2 separate regions of the Homo sapiens genome follow, and region 2 is linked to region 1. A link is a loop called in an ENCODE intact Hi-C map of the cell type or tissue named here. Cell type or tissue: heart right ventricle. All regions are shown on one strand. Each heading gives the region's core, and the rest is flanking DNA. Links, peaks and the distances in the headings are about the cores only. Region 1 overlaps LOC107984568 (a long non-coding RNA gene). Region 2 has its middle 60 kb from the start of DLEU1-AS1.

Region 1 (5,377 bases), core at 86-5,085:
GTTCAAGTGATCCTCCCGCCTCATTCTCCCAAGTAGCTGGGACTGCAGGTGGGCACCACCACACTAGGCTAATTTCTTTATTTTTTGTTGTTTTGTAGAGACAGGCCTTGCTCAGGCTGGTCTTGAACTCTAGGACTCAAGCAGTCTTCCTGCCTTGGCCTCCCAAAGTGTCATTCTTTTTTGAAAAGGGAGCTTGATTATTTCCATATGAATTATGCTATCACCTGATTTTCCTCACAGAGACCAGTGCAATGCAGAAAAGATCACATAAATATTCTTATCATTCAATTATTAGAAAAACTGGAATTTCCTTGGATTATTCTGTGGAATTTACCATCTCCCAACCGCTATTGCAATTATTTGGTCAGCTGGTGGCCTGTCTCAACAGAGAGGGCAGGAAAACAAACAAAAAAAACAAAACTCTTGAGTAAAATTATCTTATCAGTCTCAAGTGGTTAAAGCTGCCATGCAGGGCCCTCTGTGTAAAGAAATAGTTCTCCCCCTTCAACAACTCTGAAAAGTAAAAGAACAAAACTGTGCTCTCTCCAAAAAGCATTAGTGACAGTTAGAAGGCGGAAGGGGAGAGATCTGCTGACTTGACAAACCATGATTACTTTTTACAGCTCATGAAACTGTCTTTTTAAGAGCTGTGCTCTATGACCTTAAGTTTATTGCACTTACGATTCTAGAAATGTCATCTTTTGGAAAGATGAGAAGCCTCAATGAGAAAAGACAAGATTAATAGCATAGCTTTTGCCCAGTGCTAAGCATCTTAGCATTTGTTGCCAAACAGGGAAGAAAATGGAGAGCAAGTGTGCTGCGGGGCTGTGCCATCTGTCAGCACAGACAACCCCTAACCCCACTTCGTTCCTTAATAGCAAGGTCTGTTAGTCTGCTCTGCTTTATAAACTGATATATCATGGCCTAGATTGAATCACGGCTTCCCTCCCTCATAGATGGTGACCTGGAATACATCACATTACTTTCTGTGAGTCCCCATTCCTTCTAGTATAAAAAGAGGGTAGTAACGGCCTTCTCTCTGAGAGTTGGGATAATTGGCAGCTAAAAAGATCTTGATAAAATATGAGTCACGTAATGTCACTCCTTTACTCAGAACCCTTGAATGGCTGCCTGTGTCACTCTGAGTAAAAGCTAAAATCCAGACAGTGGTCCACCAGCAAGACCCAGCAGGATATGGAGCCCCATCCTCTCTGACCTTTTCTCTGACCTCTTTACCTCCAGCCGTGTTGGCTGCCTTATTACTCAGGCAGGTCCCTGCTCATGGTTCTGCCTCAGGGCCTTGACACATACTATTCCTTCTGCCTCGAGCTCTTCTCCCCTAAGTGTTTGCATGGCTTAGATCCTGAGCTCTGAGGACCTCTACCCATATATCACCTTCTCAGGGATCCTATCAACACTATTCACAATTGCAAACTCTTTCCCCAACCCCTTTCCTCCTTTTCTGCTTCATTTTTCTCCAGAGCACTTGTCACCAGATAACATGTTTATTTTACTCATTTATTATGTTTATTATCTGCCTTTCTCTTCTTGAATGAAAGCCAGTGAGGGTAGGGATTTCTTTCTGTTCACTGCTATATCCCAAGCACCTGGAATACTGTCTGGCACATGGCATTCAGTAAGTATGTGTTAGATGAATGGATATTAAATAATAACAAAATTAAAGCACATAGCACTGTGCCTTTGGTTAAAAAAATGGTGGGAGGAGGTAATAGAAGAGGCACTTGAATATGTAGCATGTTCCACATTTTATTCCCATGACTTGTTGCAAGTGTTAAAGAATCAGCCCAGTTATTTGCTAGTCACAAAAGGAACACATGTGAAAGATGTTTTTTTGTTTTGTTTTAAAGAAAATGCTTCTTTACAGAAGAACACCATCTGATAAATACAGAAGGAATGATAGAATCTTAATTCTATCATTAAGAATCACCATTTTATAATCCCTAGTGAAGTCATTGATTCTGGTACAGGTCAACAATAGATGCTAAAACCATAAGATGAAAGATGGATGAAAAAGTGGAAAGCTGAGTGAGGCTAAAATATCAATCCACTGATTTCTCACTAGCCACATAGGTTAAAATATTGAAGAAAAAAACCAAGTATCCTATTGCCTTCCTTTGCAGCATCGGGAGCCCCAGGAGATAAGAGGGAGGCAAGGAGGAGGGGCTCCTGGAAACCCACTTCCACCCATCCTAGAGCCACAAGCAGAGACCCTGAAATTTTTTCAGGACAGGGCTCCTGACACATGACATATGGCCCAGAGCGTTCCCCCACTGGTGTGTGTTTAGAGCAACTTGCAATCTTTAAACTTAGCAATGGAGCTTATGAATGAATTATATTAGCTAATGAAAGCAGTGAAATACTGAGCTATATTTCCCCATTTATTCTATTTTTGCTTCACGTTTCCTTTCATTATTAGACAATTTGATTCAAATTCTATTTAAGTTTTTAAAAAAAGCAACCAGTTACCAATTTCAGTGGTCTCATCTAGCCCCCTTATACCTCGTCATGCTTATCCTACAGCGGACCAATAGTCCAGAAGCCACTGCTGAGGAGGGAGCTTTGCAAGCCTGATTTGTCCACCCTCCCTCTCTGTAAACTGTCAGGAAGAGCCTGGAATAGGTATTAATATTGCTGGTAATTGCACAGCCATTGAGTGCTTTGATTTTTGCAAAGAGAGAGGCGACAAAATTCAGTTGTAAAGTGACTCCTGCGGAAACCAGGAATTCAGCGCCCATAAAGAATGGAGTCATCCGGCCCTAGGCATCCTGACGATTAAATACTCTATGAGGAGGTCCCACTAAGCTTAGTTCCTTTTTCTTTTCTCCATGTTCTGTTTATTCCTTTTGAAAGGAAAAGCAAAACTAGCTTTCCATACCCAGTGGAGAGTTTATCACGGGGAATAAAATGTCAACAAGTCTTGAGAGTAGCTGGGCCCTAGACTGCATGGGGACTGGCTTGTAAGTGATAGCATTTTAAAAACCCATGTGACATTTCACAGGAAAGCAATACAACATCCCAGCGCACAGTGCAGTGAGGCTGGCCAGGCCCCAGAACAGAGTGGCCTCACTAACCACATTCCTTCTTCCTGAGGCCAGCCTTGGGAATTCCTCCTCCTGGGTTTGGCAGGCTGGCTTTCCACTAGAAAATTTGCATAAAATTTAAAAATTTAAGTTTGCTGGTGTTAGAAAAAATGGACAGTGAGAGACCAGAATGCACTACCCCGAAATATGAAGGATTGCTGAGCTGATGGCATTTAAGAAAGAGCAATTACAAGAAAGCTCTCTTCCCTCAGGAAAATACTTTTACAGAGACAAAAAGGTATTCTTTTCCCTCTCTTCCCCACTCTTCTCCCATGGAAAACAAAGGCTAACCACTGAAGACAAGCTTTACTAACTAACCCTTCCTCCAAATTGCCACCAGCCCATACAAACTCAGAGTCCTTTCCCTCTGTTTTATCATTTCTCTAAAGATGTACTGTTCTTTGTTGAAGATGCTATATAAGCTGTACTTCAAAGCCGTCTCTTTGGGATGGACTCATTCCCTGTGTGTCTCTTATGTATATATAAAATATACATGCTAATAAACTTGTTTTTCTCTTATTAATCTGTGTTTTGTAACAAGCTGGCTGGGTGGCCAGCTGAAAAATTAATAGAGTTATTATTTTTCACCTACAAGACCAAAGATGTACTTGGTGTTTCTGATTATATCATAGCCAGAGGGCAATTGTGTGGAGGCCCGCATACCATAGATCCCCTAGTCTCTGGCTCATTTTCTTTCCCTCTTTGAGCGTAGGACTCCCAACTTTTATCTCCACGGACTCCATACTTAAAAACTTGATTTTTAAGCTTGCGCTGTGTCTTAATGTCTTAAGTGATAGCCCAGATGGCCTTCTGGTTTTCATCTAACTTTATAAAATAGGCCTACCTGATATTCTCCTTGGATGAATGCACTGGGAAGTCTAGTGGATGAGGTCCTGGAGGGCTAGTCTGAGCATAGTCAGAGGTGGGGTGGAATGATCTGCCAGACGTCGTTTCCCATGAGTTTTCATGATCAGAATCAAGGCCTAGAATCAGGAGGCAGCCCAAGAGAATCAGCTCAGGATCGGGAGCCACATGGTCAGAGTATGAGGCAAATGGTCAGAACAGAAGGTCAGGTTGAGACCTGGGGAAGCTCCCTAGATCACAGTGTGTCGTTGCAGAGGCTTTTAATGTGGCACCCAGTGCCTTGAGCCTGAATGGGTGGACTGATGAAAAGAGCTAAGAAAAGCAAACATCTCCAGGTACCCAATACCAATTTTGAGGACCTGTCCCAGCCCAGGAAAATACACAAATGGACAATGGTCAACCCGTACATGCCTGTAGGGCTCTGACCCATCAATGAAAAGAGTCAAACTCTGTAAGATATTTGAAAAGATTTATTCTGAGCCATATATGAGTGACCATGACCGTGACACAGCCCTCAGGAGGTCCTAAGAACATATGCCCAAGGTGGTCGGGGTGCAGCTTGGTTTTATACATTTTAGGGAGTCATAAGACATCAATCAAATACATTGAAGATATACACTGGTTTGGTCCAGAAAGGTGGGGCAACTTGAAGGAGGTCGTGGGGGCTTCCAGGTTATAGGTAGATTTTAAAATTTTCTGATTGGCAATTGGTTGAAGGCGTTATTATTAGTAGAAAGAAATATCTGGGTTACCATAAGAGTTTGTGGAGATGAAGGTTTTATTATGCAGACGAAGCCTACAGGTAGCAGGCTTCAGAGATAATAGATTGTAAGGTTTCTTATCAGACTTAAGGTCTGTGTTGATGTTGATGCTGGAGGATATAGTGAGGCAAGTCTGACTCTCCTTCCCCTCATGGCCTGAACCAGTCTTTCAGGTTAAATTTTAGAGTGCACTGACTCAGGAGGAGGTCCACTCAGATGACTGGGGGGCCTTAGAATTTTATTTTTGGTTTATACCCACAACCTCTGCAGCAATTGACCCAGAACAATAAGGACTTGATCAATGGTGGTCAGCTTCACTATTTTTTGCCTCCCCTTGTAACTCTGAACTACTCAGAGAAGGTCAAATATGGTCCCCCAAAACAATCATATAAGATGCGCCACTTCTATTTAGCCTGACTCTGAATGGCCTATGCCAGTGACCTCCAATCAGGGCATACCTGAAGCTTCTCTTTTTACCATGGAGGATGCCCACTCCTCCACCTGTCTATGAGTCTGCTAAATATTAATACAAGCGATGCAGCTGACTCCCTTACTGTAGACCTGTGTGTTCTCATTTGGATAGTCTTCATTTCCAGAAGATCTAGATCTATAATAGACATATGAAGATTCATTATTTAAACAAATATCCCA
Region 2 (5,377 bases), core at 127-5,126, 110 kb before region 1:
TGTAGCTTTGGGGTAGATGGGTAGGATATTCAGTGTAAGGTCATGTAGTACAGAGAAGAGATGGCACATTCCAGAGGTAAGAAATAGACAAGAGAAAGGGAATTCAGAAGCAGGAATAAGAGCCAGAAGTGACACTAGGGAATTCAGGAGCAGGAATAAGAGCCAGAAGTGACAGTAAGAACCCAAGCTCCCCAACCTCTGAAATGCCAGAGATACTGCATAATAAGCTGAGCTTCCCAGAAGCCAATTTACTTATCCATGAACAAGGTGCCCCTAACCCGTTGGAACATGTAGGAACCCCAGTGGATGGTAAGTGTATGTACCCACTTAGAAGGAATGGAACAAAGCTAGCTTTCTGACAATGGACACACGTTTAGTCTGATAAACTGGGCTTGGGAGACAGGCAGAGGACAGGGACTTGGGACAGAGTGGTAGACAAGGAATGTGAGTGAGTCAAGGTGGGAAGGCTAAGGGAGCCCTTTGTGTGCCTCGGAGAACAAAGCTGGTGTCAGCTTTCGGCCTTTTTATGCTAATATTTTATGATTAAAAGTCTAATTCGTTCTTTGGGTTTTATGATTTATACTGCGTACTGTGTAAATCCAGGAAATCAGGCTAGGTTCTCCACGAGCCACATTTGCACAGCTTGATGAGGTTTCGCTTCCACACGGTGTGGCTATTTCTTAGTGGATTCTCTTCTACTTTTAGCCACAGAGCACTTCATCCTGCAGATGTCTTGAGTATGCATCAGCTGTGTCAGCAAAGATCCCTAAGACAGAATTGCTCCCCTGGGATGCCGAGCAGGGATTTACTTCTTTAAACCCCCTTTTATTTAAGTGCTGGCAACAGGGTTATAACAAGGAACATATTTCAAAACCATTTTCTCTGTCCCTATCTATTTCTGCAATCTTTATTTCAGCAAATAAAACCTAGGGTCCAAGTCCCATTTTTTCCCAGGATAATTTCGCCTCTCACACAAGAGTGTGTTTCTGAAATACTAAATCAAGGGGCTGTTGGGGCACCCTCAGAGCTCAGAGCAGCTTGAGTGTGAAGTAAACATTTTCTTTAAGGGGTCTTTCCACAGATATACCAGATGAAAAGTCCAGAGCACTGCGTTTTCCTTCACACAGACCTCAGGCTTTGTGACATCTGGAAAAAGTGGTTTGCTATTTGGACCTTCCAGCAAAACTCTCGTTCAATTGGATTCACATAAGACTGTGCTGTTCGCTTATAGTTTGGACAATAGCAACACCTCTCCTTTTACTTGGCAATGCTAGAAGCTATTTGGATAAAAATGAAAGCCCTTGAAAAAGCATTAGGGAAATTGTCACACTCCTGCTGTAAGGGTGTGAAAGGCTGTCGCTCAGTCTCCTGACCAGAGCTGAAAAGGTGTCTTAGCTCACCTGGATCATCTCAGCCCTCTGTACTGGGGTTTCGACTCCTGATTTTAAGAGCTGGCATCTTAAAGGTTTAGTCCTTGGGTACCAAGCAGGGGAGACACAGGCCCCACTTGAGCACAGAGAAGCCAGGCCAGCAGAGGAAGATAACCCATGGGGCAAACCCCCCTTTTGTTGGCCTTGCAGGACCTGAGTGAAACAGACCAATTATCCACCCCACTCACAATCCCAGTCCATGGGGCAGCACCTCCCTTCCCTTAGCCTAGGAAGAAATTTCCATGGGAGAGGATTTTGTTGTTCTGAGGGGCATTTGGATGAGAATACAAAGAGAATGGGAGGAAACGGGAGAGAAAAATCATCAAGATGAAAAATGAACAAGATTTATGAGGGCAACCCATCCCTCTCCCGCTGCTCAGTCCCGCTCCCCGAAATGTATTTTCCAGCTCCTCATACAGACTGACTTTAAATGAAGCAAGCTAGCAAGCTGCCATCACTTTCTTTGAGAGACTATCAACAGATTAATAGATCTTCCCAATATAGTAATTCTCCTCAAATCAAGCCTATATTTTCCATCACATCACTGAATTTATGTTTCCCTTGGAGTAGCCTAAGCCTTTGTTTATGCCTTTTGAATGTTCATTTCATATCCACCACTATTGTGTTTCCTTTTAGCAATGCAGTCGCTGGGCCAGGTTATATAGCTCTAAGTCTTTGGAATAAGTTTCCTTCCAATCTGTAATTACCTTCATGCTGCTTTTCAGATTTCCTCTGGGTATTGTCATCTTCTGTGCTCTGGTTCTCTGCCCTGTGCGGGGATGAGGGTAACTGGGCTGTGCTTGGATCCTGCTGCGTGGAGCAGGGTTTGGCATTTGGGGGTCTGCAGACTTTCTGGCTTCCACGCTTGCTTTAGGACAAGTTATTAAACCTCTTGGAGTCTAAAACTTCTCATTGGTGACAAAAGTAATTTTTGTCTCTTCCTTCAATCCCCTCACACTCTGTTAACCTCCACACCCAAGCCTGGCTGCTTTATTGATCTCATTCTCATAGTCGTCTATCCTCCCCAGGTCTCAAAACCCTACTGGATATGGCTACAAGATCCAGGGCACAGAGAAGAGAGAGGACGGGTCTTTTGTGATTCTCCCAGCAGGGCAAGAGGTGTGAAGAAATACCAGTTGCCTTGTAGAATACGGACAGAATTGAATGTAGGCAGAGTGAGAATTTGAACTTCTGGGAACAAAGTTGTTAAATAAACAGAATGTTTGCATTATAGAGTCTCAAGAGGCTGCTCTGAGACCGCCTTCCTCTCTGCATCATGTTCGGCCAGTTCCTCTTTGTCTGAAAAACTCTAAAAGACTTCTCTCCTGCTACTTTGTTCTTGATTTCTTTTTGTCACCAAACCTCAGGCTTTTTGTGCTGTTTTTCTCCCATATGTGCTTAAATTTGTAAAATAAATTCATCTGTGTCTTTTGGTTTTATAGGAAGGTCTTGAGAAAACCTGAAAACCGTTAGGACTTCGAAAGGCTGCTTGATTAAGATGCCACTCCCATCCCCCTTCATTTAAAAAGAAAAGCTCTTCAAAGTCTTACAGCTATGAAGACCATATTTTTAGGTTCCTTGTGGTTACTTTAATGTCTGACCTTTCTTTGACATTGTGTTTGGGAAAGGCAGGGGATATCTCCAGAGATAAATTTTGATCCACCATTTTCAGTCCACGCCAACTCCCAAATAGTTGACCCTGATTCATCTTGAAGGCAAATGCTCGGCTTCTTTCACTCTCACCCCTTGGGTGGCGCATCACTCAGACCTTTTGGTTCCCCTTTCCCATCCTCTCCCTACCTCCTCCCAGTTCACGCAAACAAAAGTTGCCCCATCACCAAGAAACTCAGCAGTCCTGACCTTTTCCTCGCCTTTGCTGGTTGTTTGCCTTGGATCTGCTTTTTGGTGCTAACGGCCCAGGCATGAGTCCCAGCCTGGGCCCTGTTCTTTAGGGGATTCAGCTCGGCTTCCCTCGGCCTGCCTGCACTGCCCCCTAGACTGCCCCTCGGTGGCTACCCAAACAGCCAAGGCCCTCCCACACCCAGGTGCAATCTAGTGTATTCCATCAAGGGGTGGCCAAGGCAGTCTGTGTGGGCAGTGCGTGGGAGGAACTGTGTGGGCAGTTCATGGAAGTGAGAACTGATGTTGGACAGAGCCAGGGAGGAAAGGACAGGAGGATGGGTCATAGGCTGGGACCTAAGTGATAGCATCCAGTTTTCCAGAAGCTCTGACGTTCTGCTGCAGAACTGTGAGGAGTCTGAATTCTAAATGGGTCCTCAGCCTTCTGGATATATTTATCAATATAGAGGAGCAAGCATATTTAATGATTTGTGAGCTTCTGTGTAACTTTTACAAATCTAGACCTGTGCTAGGCAGACCTCCATTTATACTCTTCCCTAGGCCTGCTAGAAGGTGTTAGGGCAGGCCTGCCCGGGACTGCAGCTTAGAGCAGTCTGATTTTGTTGATGGGGGTGAAAACTGTCAGAGAGAGGTGCTTTCTGCTGGATGAAAGGAGAGGCTGGAGGCCAGCTCCCCAGACCCAGCCTTCTAGGTGTTCCTACGGCTTTTCTATCCAAATGTCTGCCCCCTAAAGGGAATGTGGCTCTCTGGGGGAAGGGCTGTGCTAGTTCTAGAACGAGTCAGCTTTGGGGAGCAAACATGGTACGTGCTCTCCTAGTGGAGCATCAGTGGCTTTGCAAGCTGGCTAGGCAGTGGGCCCCAATCTATTTTATTAGACCCATCACTCAAACTGAACCCAACACATTACTTTACACTGGCGCGGGGGTACTCAGTGGGTAGACCCCTGAGTCTGTCAGGGGTAGACTTTTCTTTCCTTGTTTGGCTCATTCATGCCCTGTGATTCCTAAAGCATTGCTCATCTCAAGTCTAAGTTGCTGTGCCCCTTGAGGAAAGTTAAATATCATTGTGTTCTTTACCTCAAATGAGTAAAAAAGAAACGTCTTCAACATGGTGAGTTTTCTTAAAACCTCCAATAATATGATTAAACATTTTCATGGTTGATGAAATAAACTTTTCAAAGTAATATGGAAAAAAATGATTCCATTTAAATACCTTTTAGCCAAAAAAACCTATGAAGCTTGTTATGCAGTGCAGGAACAGAGACTTTTGCAGGGCTTGCCTGAGCATCTTGAGGTCTGTGGTTCAGCTACCAGCCCCACCATTGACTCAGGACTCAGCTGGGGTGGAACCCTGCAGGCAGACAGGCCTGTGTGTCCTGGCAGGTTCCCAGAATACAGGCCAGGGTGCACAGGCAGGCAGGGAAGTGACTGAGTGTGTACATGTGAATTTCTGTGCAGACCTCTGCAGAAGCAGCTTGAAAGCCAACCTACTAATATCTCAAGGCTTCAGATTTCCAGAATGCTGACCAATTTATGACTAAGATATGCATTTCTGTGTTCAGGCTACCCACAGATCCAGGGCCATAAATAACTGCCAAAGAAGAGAAGCCTTCTCTCTTCTCTGCTGTTGCTTCATTTTATAGTCTCAGGAAATCTCATCATAGGTAAGTAGTACCTCGAAAACTTAGCCACATTCCTTTGCAAAGAATAACAGAAAGCAAAAAAATACAAACTGCTTCCACCAATCCTGGATAGGCCTGTGTGAGAAAAAGTTATGCATTCATTTAATAAATGTTTATTGGGAGCCTACTATGTGTCAGTCAGTTAGGGCAAGAGGTGTGAACCAGCAAGGATCAGAAGCTTGGCTGAGTTACACAGGGCAGGGTGGGCTGAACTGGGGCAAAAGGATTGCTGGCCTCCAGCCCTGATTTCATAGCATATTGAGTTACCAGATAACTGTCTTGTGTCTCAACCGGCACAGTCATACAGTTTAAGAGTGTTCATTGCTTTGTGTTACAGACTGGTTATAAATAATGACAATGAGACTCAACAAAGTTTAACATAATTTATTTTAACCAACACTTATAG

The links. Peaks named below come from ENCODE experiments on the same cell type or tissue, not always from the same donor. Only the 100,000 strongest peaks of a DNase experiment are listed, where the experiment ranks them.
Region 2: a loop joins it to region 1, with 2.6 times the contacts of the local background. A loop is called at or near these places in 15 of 110 quality-filtered maps.

What each region holds. Positions count from the first base shown.
Region 1 is chr13:50,690,935-50,696,311 of GRCh38, forward strand. It overlaps LOC107984568 (a long non-coding RNA gene), which reads right to left. Exons shown (of 3, transcript XR_001750074.2): 2 at 3,946-4,264. Among named protein-coding and RNA genes, the nearest start is that of DLEU7-AS1, 110 kb to the right of the region's middle. In heart right ventricle, for the core only: no CTCF peak of the experiment used is centred there; a DNase peak (open chromatin) is centred at 3,067; H3K4me3 peaks cover 630 bases; H3K27ac peaks cover 4,843 bases.
Region 2 is chr13:50,584,624-50,590,000 of GRCh38, forward strand. No RefSeq gene overlaps it. Among named protein-coding and RNA genes, the nearest start is that of DLEU1-AS1, 60 kb to the left of the region's middle. In heart right ventricle, for the core only: no CTCF peak of the experiment used is centred there; no DNase peak of the experiment used is centred there.